2 separate regions of the Homo sapiens genome follow, and region 1 is linked to region 2. The links are chromatin contacts, found by Hi-C in ENCODE. All regions are on one chromosome and are shown on one strand. Each heading gives the region's core, a stretch centred on a gene start or an enhancer-like site at or near the end of the contact. The rest is flanking DNA. Distances are from core to core; before and after follow the strand shown.

Region 1 (5,721 bases), core at 3,154-5,653, 360 kb after region 2:
GGTAGAAAAACTAGTTAATAAACGTCTATGAAAGTTAAGAGGAGAGTTGGTCAGGCTATGAGAACAAAGACATATTTCACAATCTGCATTTGGTTTCTAAGTGAATGGGGAGTCTGGCAGAAGACAGAAAAGGTATGAGCCTCCAATTTCAATTTTGTATCAAAATCAGTGATAGTGCCACCACAAAGTTTGCGAATGCGAGGAGCTCAAAGGGCTGAGATATCAACCACAAAGATAAGAAATTTAATATGTCTGGAGAAATACTACAATCATTAAATTGAAATAGAACCTTCTTAACAATGTAACAGCATCATGATCGGGACCCTATAGAATTTTGAAGCAAGTATTTGGAGACCTAAGGGTTGGTTTTTGTTGTTAAATTTGTTTTGTGATGTATGTGTTTCCCTTTGTTATTTTTGGCTTTGGTTCTGTCCGTTTCCTTTGTACAAAACATGCACTTCTCTTAGAAGTCATACTGCTTATTATTACACGTGCTCATTTGACTCTCAATTGGGAATTTCTTTTTCTCCTGGTGTTATCTTGCACTAGTGGTTACCTTCTAAATGTTAAATTTTCATTTCCATATTATTTGTATACTGATAAACCATAATTTCCTTGAAGCCACGTAGCATGCTATAGCATTTCTATCACTTAGAATGTTTAATAACTTTCCAAAATTTATGTAGACCTATATGAGTCCTTTTCTTAATCCATCTGGCCTCTCTTAATGTCAATGCTCTTCTCCACCCCTCATCAAGATGAGGAAAGAGAATTTGCCCAGAATTCAGATATTTATGAAAAAATAAAATGTTTGGGTCTCCAGGTTATCTGGCAAATCAAGTGAAAAGTGAACCTACCTCCCCCAAATGACCCCTAAGCTTTATAGGTTACTTTATCACTGGGTTATATCAACAGCCCCCCAACTCCAGTTGATGAGTAAATCTTATTTTCTTTTCCCTATTGCCCTATGGAGAGAATTTCCATCCTCTCAATCTCAGACCACTAATTCTTATTCGCAGTTTTGCTTAGATGTTTTTTGAACCAGTCCTTCCCTACGTAGCTTTAAAATTTAAGGCAGTAATTATCAAACCCTCAAGTACCCTCAAGAGATAGGTAAAATCTTCTTCCTGGGTGTCTAGGAGATCTAATCTAAAAAAAGCTCCTTATCTTTGATGTATTGTGAACATTACAAAAATTGATTCAAAGCTTGCATTTTACTGTATCTCTGTCTAAATATTAAAATGCTTTAATTTAGTCATCACTTATATTAACTTCTGGTCAAAAATTTCCAAAAACCGATTCTATTTTGAAGCTTCTTCGCCCTCCGGATACACCACTACAGACTGGAGTTTAAATGCTCAATGTAAAAGATTACTACATACATCACAGTGCCCTTCACAAAACGTTAGTAATATAGCTGGGCGCGGTGGCTCACGCCTGTAATCCCAGCACTTTGGGAGGCCGAGGTGGGCAGATCACGAGGTCAGGAGTTTGAGACCAGCCTGGGCAATATGGTGAAACCCCATCTCTACTAAAAATACAAAAGTTAGCTGGGCGTGGTGGCACACGCCTGTAGTCTCAGCTACTTGGGAGGCTGAGGCAGGAGAATCGCTTGAACCCGAGAGGGAGAGGTTGCAGTGAGCTGAGATCGCACCATTCACTCGGGGCTGAGTAACAGAGTGAGACTCCGCACCCCCTTCCAAAAAAAATTAGTAATACTTTTGAGGAACACATTTAAAATGCTACAAAACTATATAAAAACAAAAGTAAAGACATGAACTCATGATTCAGTTGAAACTGAATACTAAATTTCATTTAGAGCTTAGTAAAAATAAATTTGTAATTATTTTCCCATCCAAGTTCAAAGACACTTTACCCTTAAGAATCCACCTTCTAAAGGAAAAAAGAAAATAAGTGCTAACACTAAATGAACACTGTTGCAGGATCTCTGATAATCACTATGTACACTTCATGTCATTAAACCATCACAAATACTATTCCACAGATTAGGCTGCTTAGGAAAGTTATTTGTATAAAGCCATGTGACCAAAAATACATTCAAACTATAGTGTAACTCCAAATGAAGACTGTGACAAAGCACCTCAAAAAAATTTTCTAGCCTCTAGCTGAGGAATCATTGAGGAACACTCTACTGATAACACTATAACTCATTAATACTCCTATTAAACAACTTTCTGTTTGGGCAATTAAAAACAATGTTCAGTTAAAACTAAAATCTAATACTTCCTAGAGTTCCACATGAGATCATCACCATCATCGTCATCTTCACTAGCTAACCCAAAGGAACAAGGTAAACACAAAAACTCCCCACTCTTGTACCAATCTAAAAAGTAAATTTTTGAATCCATTTTCCAACTGTGTCACACACAGTTGTTAGTATCCTTCTAAGGTGTGTATATGCCTATGTATACTTTTTAAGTAAACTTATAAACATGTGGTAACTAGGGCATATTTTATTCTGTCTACGGCAGCTTCTTGGTTTATCCAACTAAGTATTACTAATTCTATTTTCTTAGAATGAGAAGTTCTCAGAACAATGATCTATCACCTAAATTTCAAATGAATGTGTAACTGGTAGACAAACTTAAAGCAGACTTTCTAAAACTATTAACAGTGCTCAAGAATGCATCTATTTACATCTTAAAAATTTCTCAGTTACTATATGCTACTCTAATGAAAGCTATATTCAAATTATAATTTTTTCCCACAGCATGCCAACAGATTAGGAATTATAAACAGACAGATCTGGATTTGAATCCTGTCTATTCTTTAGCAGCTGGTTATCTCTGACAAATTACTGTAAACCTCGTTAGGCTTCTCGGTTTTGTATTATCAATCATCATTGGTAACTGATAGTACTGAGAGATCCTCATTATGTAAGGATTGAAAGAAAAATGGTTGTAGCACTGAGAAAAGTATCAAACATTATTCTGCAATTTCCTTAACTTGGGTTTTACTTTTAAGTTGTAAATTTTCCCTTGGCAATGTTCACAGGATATCTTTGCTAAAATATTATTTTTCAGTTAGTTTTAAGCTGACTCTTTAAATATCAAATGATTTGCTCTAGAGATGGATTTTCTTTCTTTGGAAGAAGCCAAGATCATTTCCATTTAAGGGCATGTAAGCAGCTGCTGCTACACATTTTAGTTACCCATAAGAAAGTGAAGTGGGCTAAGTTCACTCTGTCATAAGCATTTAAAAAATTAAAAATTACAAGTACCTCCTCTAAAATTAAAGAAGAGATTTAAGAATTAATATTTTCGAGTGTGGTGACTTAAGTAAATCTAACATCTAAGACAACAAATTAGATAAACAGAGAAGAGGAGAATGATGCCCGGCTTTACAAAAAAATTATTTCCCCAGTTCTACTGTAAGATAAACTGTTCTAGGAAGTTCAAAATATCATCTCACTTACTAGCATCTCATTTTTATAGTAATTTTCAGGAAAGCAACTGCTAGATTAAATGAGGCACATCCTTTCAAAAACATTACAAAACTTAAATTTCAACACATCAAACCTATAAAGCCTCATTAACTGAGATGTAACTGATTTGGAATCTGTAATTATTTCTTTTTTGCCATAAAGTTGCCCTTAATACTGCATCAGTTTATTAAAAATTTGGTAAGATTGTGTAATAATTTAATGCAATTGTTTTTAAAAAATCTTAAATACTTAAAGTAGCATATTGCTATTTTGGGGGTGTTGTATGTATCAGTTTAAATATAAGTATTACTATTCACAAATATATTGTTAAACTGCTAATTGAAGAAAACACAAATGAATTAAATACATTTATTAGTTCTTTAACTGTAAGATAAAAATAATTTTTTAAAACAAAAAGCAATTAGCCTGATTTTCTCATACTCCTTCTCCCATACACACAAGAACAAGAACAAAATAAGAAAACAGGTATAAAATTTTATTGTGTAAAAATATTTCACTTTCACTAAAAGCTAACATTATGAAGACACGTATTAAAGCAACAGCAGCAAGAATTCAATGAAAGTTGTTTTGCTTATACCTGTGTTTATTTTTCTCATAATTAAAATTCCTGCAGTAACTATTTTAGCTCTTCAACATCTTCACCATTAATATTCAATTATCTCTAAGCCTGAAGATGCATGAATCTTTAACAAAAGCTTTCCACCACCTCAAGTTTACTTATTTTTTTCATTTATCTACCATATACTGTTTTAAATTAAAAACAAAAGATGAAGCACAAAGTGTTAATGACTTTTCCATACCTAAAGTAAGAAGTTCTAAAGTTTGGTTGTGATAAGACTGAGACTGTGGCTAACCAATCGAAACTTCAGAATTCCTATGTGACATCATAAGACCTCCCTAGAACACTTTTTCTCCTCCACCTACTGCAACTGTTCCCATAAACTGGGTGACAGAGTCAGAAAACTCCCCAGCTAAACACCCGTAAGACTTCATACAACACAATACTCTATACTGTGATGATCACAGCTGCCAAGGTAAGAAACAGATTTCGCTGACTTTGGTAATTCTTACTTTCTATAATTCTTAATTCCTATAATTTCTATAATCTGAACTTTTAAAATGAGTTAATTTTATGAATATCAGTTCAATCTTAGGCAATAAAATGACATGACAAAGTGCTTAAATTTATAAATGCTTATCCATTTAGTGACAGGAAAAATGAGACAACTTTGAAATGAAAAAGGTCATATTCATCTTTGATCCTGGTTACTGGTTTGTCATTTAAATTTATCTTTCACTTTTATTTTGCTTTTCAAATGTGAATTTCTGCCAATTAAAAAATCTTCCAATTATGTTACCATATTTGGTAGTAGTGGTTAATTTCTCCATGCAAAAACAATGACTTAATTTTGTTATTTATTGCTCTGCTGAGAAACAGTGCAGAACTGAGCTATTTACATCTGAACTAATATGAATAGTCATTTGACTACAACATGCACATTATCAGCATGCCTATTCCAATATTATCATAATTTCATACAGTGAATAATGAAATGGAGTTTCAGAATATATAATACAAGCTACTTTTAAAGTGCCCTTGAGGATGTTTCCCCTCTAAAGTCCAGTCAACTTTTAACAAACATTTCTAAAAAAATTCCATGCTATTAATAAATTGAGTTACTGATATTAAATTCAATATTGTATCATAAAGAAGTTTAGAAATTTTAAAACAATGTTCACAAACACAAAAAATCTGACGTTAGAGAATAATTTGATACTTTAAAAAGTTATTTTGACACACGAATATTCTTAACTATCTTATTTTCACACAAATTTGATTAAATGGATTTCTGCCTATTAATGCCTATAGTTTTGTCAAGTTATTATCCTCCAGTGGTACTCCATTTCCTCTCTCGGATTTAGAAAGAAAGGAAAAAATAAAATAAATGCCAGGAATGGAGATGCCACAATCAATTTTATGACTTCTGTTTGAATTCTACCCTATTCTTTATGTTACAATCCTCAATTTAGTAAATGAAACGTTTCCTCATTCTTAGATCTCTGTCAGGGCATACAGAAAATTACATATATTTTATTTATTTTGATTTTCATATTTCATATATATGTTAAAATAAAATTTATCTCTAAAATTCTCAATTCCTATGACAAATGTTAATTCTATTGCTCACTACAAATAAGAACTTTGTAACTCTGTAAGCAGCTTTCCTTAAGACATAAAAAAACATAATTTTTGT
Region 2 (5,371 bases), core at 30-2,529:
CTAAATCACTGTCTTCCTCCTCCCTTCCCAATCTTTAGTTTTTTAAACTATTCCTAAGATAATATAAGTATTTCATTTTGACTAAGTTTACTGGGATTGGGTCTGCCCAATTTTCAAATAACAAATACATAGTGGTTCAACATTCATGGCATTCATTCAGTAAGCATTGACTGAGCTGCTTTTATTTGCTAGATACCAAGCTAGGTGCTAGAGATATAAAAGTGAATAGGACCTGTAGTCCACAGTCTCTAAATGAGGCCATAAATGATCCATCCCCAGGGAAATGGTGAACTCAGAGAACCCCACAATGCAAATCAAGGTACAGCTTTTCCTGTCTGATGAACTGTTAAGGACTTAAGATAAGTTTCCTAGACAACTTGAACCAAAGCCAGCTTCCCAGGGTTTTGGGTTATCTTCTAAAGCTGATGTAGTCATAAATTTTCTATAGACTCCCAGCCCTTCCAGAGATTCCTCTGTTTTCCCATATCAATCCAATTACTCATGCCCAACTGTCTCTCATTCTATCTCTCTATCTCATTCTATCTCTCTGGACCTTTATTCTGGAGAGATCTCATTTTCTTGTAATGTGTACAAGTTGTGATTTGTTCACTACCCCATGCTCTCTGTCACTGACTCAAAATCTGAAATGAGATAATGTATGTAACAACAGCCTGCACTAGGCAGGCATGTGAATGTTACCTCTCTTCTCCCTTCTTCCCCAAAATGCCAATGCTGAAATTGCTTCTCTGTCAAATGGAGCACTCACATTTTGAGAGCTTGTTTTTATTTCTATTTCTTTCTCCCTCACCATCTTTGCCGAGACTGACAAATGTTCCAGTTAATGCCAAGCCCCCTTCCCTCAGATGTAAGAAAAAAGAGGCCTGAAAATTGTAACCAACTCATGAAAATAGTTCTCTGAGCAGATAAGTGAAAGTGAAACAACAAAAAGAAGTTGAATTTTTTCCTGCACTGTTTCACCTTTTGGTCATGACAAGACTTCTTCAATGATAATGGAATGTACACTTTGCTCTGTTTTTTCCTTGACAGCCCTTAATCAGTTTTCCCCTAGTTATCCAGCGCGTGGGTGGCTGGAGGGACTTCTCCCAAAGCTTCAAGATGAAATGACTTTCTGAGAGATGTATGAACCAAGACTCCAGCCCACTCAAAGTACAGATCCTAATGAGTCATTTCAATTTTAGGAAGCATATTAATCTAAAAGGTGCCTGAGCCAGAAAACAAAATTCTCTTGACTGTGAGAGTTAAAAATAGTTTTTGTTACAAGCAAAGGGGAAACTCCTCCTAGCATATAAATCATTCACCATTGCCACATGGAAGATGTCAACTTAGGCTGGTGTCTCTGGCTTTTGCCAGACACAGAGTTGTTTCAAAAATAATGGCATAAATTCCTATTGCCCAATTCCTCTGGGACCACTACATAAAGCATTTAATTCATATTCTGTCAAGTCATTGAGCAGTCAGCACTTACCAAAGAACTTAATACTGAATGTGATTGCTTCATTATGTGTAACTATCTTTAACTTGAGCAATAATGCTATGGGGTCACTTAGAACTTGACACAGAGTCGCAGATTGAAGGGGAGGTCTGCTGCCACAGACACCAGCTGACCTCCTGACAAAATGATTCACTTTTTCCTGGTAGTGGCACTCCAGATTCTCAGAAAATTCCTTTTACATTTGTTATACTTTTGTCTTTCAAGTTGTCTTCATTTACTAAAGTTCAGTGAAAGAAAATCACAGTATAGGAAAAACTAGGCCAGGCACGGTGGCTCACGCCTGTAATCCCAGCACTTTAGGAGGTGGAGGCGGGTGGATCACCCGAAGACAGGCGTTCGAGACAAGCCTGGCCAACATGGTGAAACCCCGTCTCTACTAAAAATACAAAAAGTAGCTGAGCGTGGTGGCATGCACCTGTAATCCCAGCTACTCGGGAGGCTGAGGCAGGAGAATCACTTGAACCTGGGAGGCAGAGGTTGCGGTGAGCCAAGACCGTGCCGTTGTACTCCAGCCTGGGCAACAAGAGCAAAACTCCATTTCAAAAAAAAAAAAAAGGAAAAACTATACTTCTGGTTGAAATCCCTTAAACTTATTGGACAGTGCATTGGTAATTCAGTATCATGTTTCTTAAAGAAAAAGAAAAACAAGATCTTTTAAGGCTGAATAATATCTCATTGTATATATACACCACATTTTCTTTATCCTTTCATTCATTAACAGACACTTACGTTGTTTCCATATCTTGGCTATTGTGCTTTGATGAACAAGAGAGTACAGATATCTCTTCAACATACTGATTTCATTTCCTTTGGGTATATACCCAGAAAAGGCATTTCTCGGTCATATGATAGTTTTATTTCTTACTTTTTTGAGGAAGTTTCATAACCTGCACTGATTGACATTTTTGTTTGTTTGTTTTTTGAGACAGAGTCTTACTCTCACTCAGGCTGGAGTGCAGTGGTGCAGTCATGGCTGACTGCAGCCTCGACCTCCTGGGCTCGAGCAATCCTCCCACCTCAACCTCTCAAGTAGCTGGGACTACAGGTGTGAACCACCATGCCTGGCTAGTTTTTAAATTTTTTTGTAGAGAGGGAATCTCACCATGTTGTTCAGGTTAGTCTTGAACTCCTGGACTCGCAATCCTCCTGCCTCGGCCTCCTAGAGTACTGAGATTATAGGCATAAGCCACCATGCCCAGTCCAACTTACATTCTTACCAGCAATGTACAAAGATTCCCTCTTCTCTAGACCATCAGTGACACCTGTTATCTCTTGTTTTCTTGATAATAGCCATTCTAACAGGTGTGAGTAATATCACACTGTAGTTTGATTTGCATTTTCCTAATGATTAGTGATGTTGAGCACCTTTTCATATATACTTGGCCATTTTTTATGTCTTCATTGAAGAAATGTCTATTCAGGTACTTTGCCCATTTTTAAAATCAGATTATTATTATCATTTTACTATTAAACTGTATAAATGTCTTACTATATATTTTAGATATTAACGCCTTAGCAGATATATGGTTCACAAATGTTTTCTCCCAATCAGTAGGCTGTCTTTTGATTTTGTTGATTGTATACTTTGCTATGCAGAAGTTTTTGAGTTTGATCTCTTAAAAGAAAAATTTTAGACAAATTAAATGTAACAGAGTTTAATTGAAAAACTCCAGCTGAATTAAATTTAAAGGAGTTTAAGCAATAAATGTTTCACAAATCGGGCAGCCCCCAGAATCACAGAAGATTCAGAGAGAATCCAGGGGGCCTCGTGGTCAGATCAAATTTATAGACAAAAAAAGTAAAGTGATATACAGAAATCCAAAGTGAGGTACAGAAACAGCCAGATTAGTCACAGGTTGGCATTTGCCTTATTTGAACACAGTTTGAACACTTGGCAGTGTATGAGTGGTTGAAGTATGTCTGCTGGGATTGGCCAAGACTCAGCTATTGTTATAGGCACATACTGCTAAGTTAAGTTTTCAATCTTGTCTACTTGTTAAATTAGGTTGCAGTTAGTTCACAAGGACTCAGATATAGAAGTATGGAGTCCTTCTCAGGCCATATTTAGTTTGCTTTAACAATTCCCCCCTTTTAGTCGTTTTCTTCATTTTGAGAGACTGACCAAAATGTTAGTCATTGATGCCACTATTACCTTGTAAATGTACTTATTTGGTCTTGGAACCCACTGGGAAACAGTAGAACAGTGAGTTTTGCAAAGGTAGGAACAAGGGTTCCTCCTTATACTGGAACATCCTGTTTACAGGAGAAAAACAAAACCTGGTCTGTTCTGGACCAGGATCTATGTGTTTCCTTAAAAACTTAGTTTGATTATATCACACTTAGCACGAGCAACTCCATTTTGGTTTGGTTTAGTCTGTTAGGGCCTATTGCATGAGCTCAGTCCAAAAAAATGGACTGCCATAATTTTGCTTAAAAAAAAAAAATCCCCCTTTGGTCAGGTTCTTACTTAGGTGAGAGTATGATTTAAAAAAACTTGGGGCCTTAGCACCACTCTCAGCGTGATTTTGGGTTTCTAGTCTCAGCATATCATTCATAGGTTTGGTATCCTCATGGTCACACATTTCTTTCAGCTCTTGTCATTCCACTTGAAGAGAGACCATTTGACATTCTAGAGATGGCTGCATGCAAATATTTAAGACATTTGAGAGAATACAGCGCACCAGGGGTTCTACTATTGTGACTATGGGGAGGATAATACCAAGAGTTTGCAGTATGCTCCTTACCCAGAGCTCCCATAAACCAAACCACCTAAAGTCAAATAGATCAAAGAATTAGTTAGTCTACTTGCTTAACTAAGCACTCTTTTTGTTAATCCCCTACAACTGAATCTCTAAAATATCCAATGTTTTCTCCATAGGCCATGAGTGCCAGTACCTGCACAGATACTTTCCTGTTTCGCCAATTCTATTATTTAGCATAACTTTCACAAGAGAATTTAAAGTCTGTTGTGTAACCATAGCCTTTACAGTAGAATCTGCTATAGAGCCTATCATGAGGAATACACTTCTAGTCATTGCCTCTTTTATTCCAAACCATGGAAAAAGGACCTAAAACACGATGCCCTTCTAGAAGAGTAAAGGCCTCCTGGAAGTGTTCTCTTTAACCCATGATGTGGGTTAAGAGAAGTGAATCAATGTTCTGTTTCTTACTGATTATGCGGCGACATATGTACCATTAAAGTTTCTCACCTGCATTGGGACTTCTCTTTCATCTATCAAAGTATAAGGTTATCTATGTATAAGGCTAGCTGAAAAATCCTTCACAAATAAAAGTACACACAGTGGGATACAAAAGTATCCCATAAGTGCACACAACAGACCCCCTATTCATTTCTATTGTTCATAGAGGCATAAACGAAAAGATATTCATAGATAAGAGTCTCATGATTGTAGAGAAGTCTTGATCTGTGATCTTGGGAAAAGCTGTTCACATCAAGGATACCATCTCCCTGGTTAGCTTTACCTTAAGCATTCCAATGGGTGTACAGTTCCAAGAGTGTGGAGGGACCCTTCTCAGTTGTGAGATTATGAACCGAAAGTTCAAGGTTCCAAAGTTTGTGTTGCAGTGTGGATAGCAAGGGCAGTCTTTCTCTTATGTTCTCAGAAGATAGAGTTCTTGGGTTCTAGATTGTAAAGGGGTTGAATGTCATCAGTGAACCACAAAAACCTTTCTTTACCTGGTGAAAATACAGTGTAGCATAATAATCTACTGTTATAACATCAGTGCTCTTACATGGGAGAGCTTTTATACAACCAGAAAACATGCATTGAAAATGACAGTTGAATGAAATCCCTTTATAAAATGTTTAAATGGCCCATCAGGTAAACAAATGTACTT

Evidence for each region. Hi-C counts contacts between places; a loop is a spot of excess contacts on that map. Pooled maps may share reads with other maps.
Region 1: a loop to region 2 is called in a map with no recorded cell type, with 2.4 times the contacts of the local background. The contact joins the promoter of PLN here to the enhancer-like site in region 2. A Hi-C loop is called at or near these places in 2 of 37 single-sample maps with no recorded cell type and 7 of 50 pooled maps.

Annotation. Positions count from the first base shown.
Region 1 is chr6:118,543,893-118,549,613 of GRCh38, forward strand. It overlaps PLN (phospholamban), which reads left to right and starts at 4,404. Exons shown (of 2, transcript NM_002667.5): 1 at 4,404-4,500. The region is part of intron 3 of CEP85L (centrosomal protein 85L); the gene reads right to left.
Region 2 is chr6:118,186,497-118,191,867 of GRCh38, forward strand. The region is part of intron 2 of SLC35F1 (solute carrier family 35 member F1); the gene reads left to right. Among named protein-coding and RNA genes, the nearest start is that of SLC35F1, 280 kb to the left of the region's middle. RefSeq lists a silencer at 1,654-1,867. Within about 2 kb of position 1,280, at least 5 of the 41 ENCODE cell types and tissues checked have a DNase peak (open chromatin) inside an H3K27ac peak, as active enhancers do.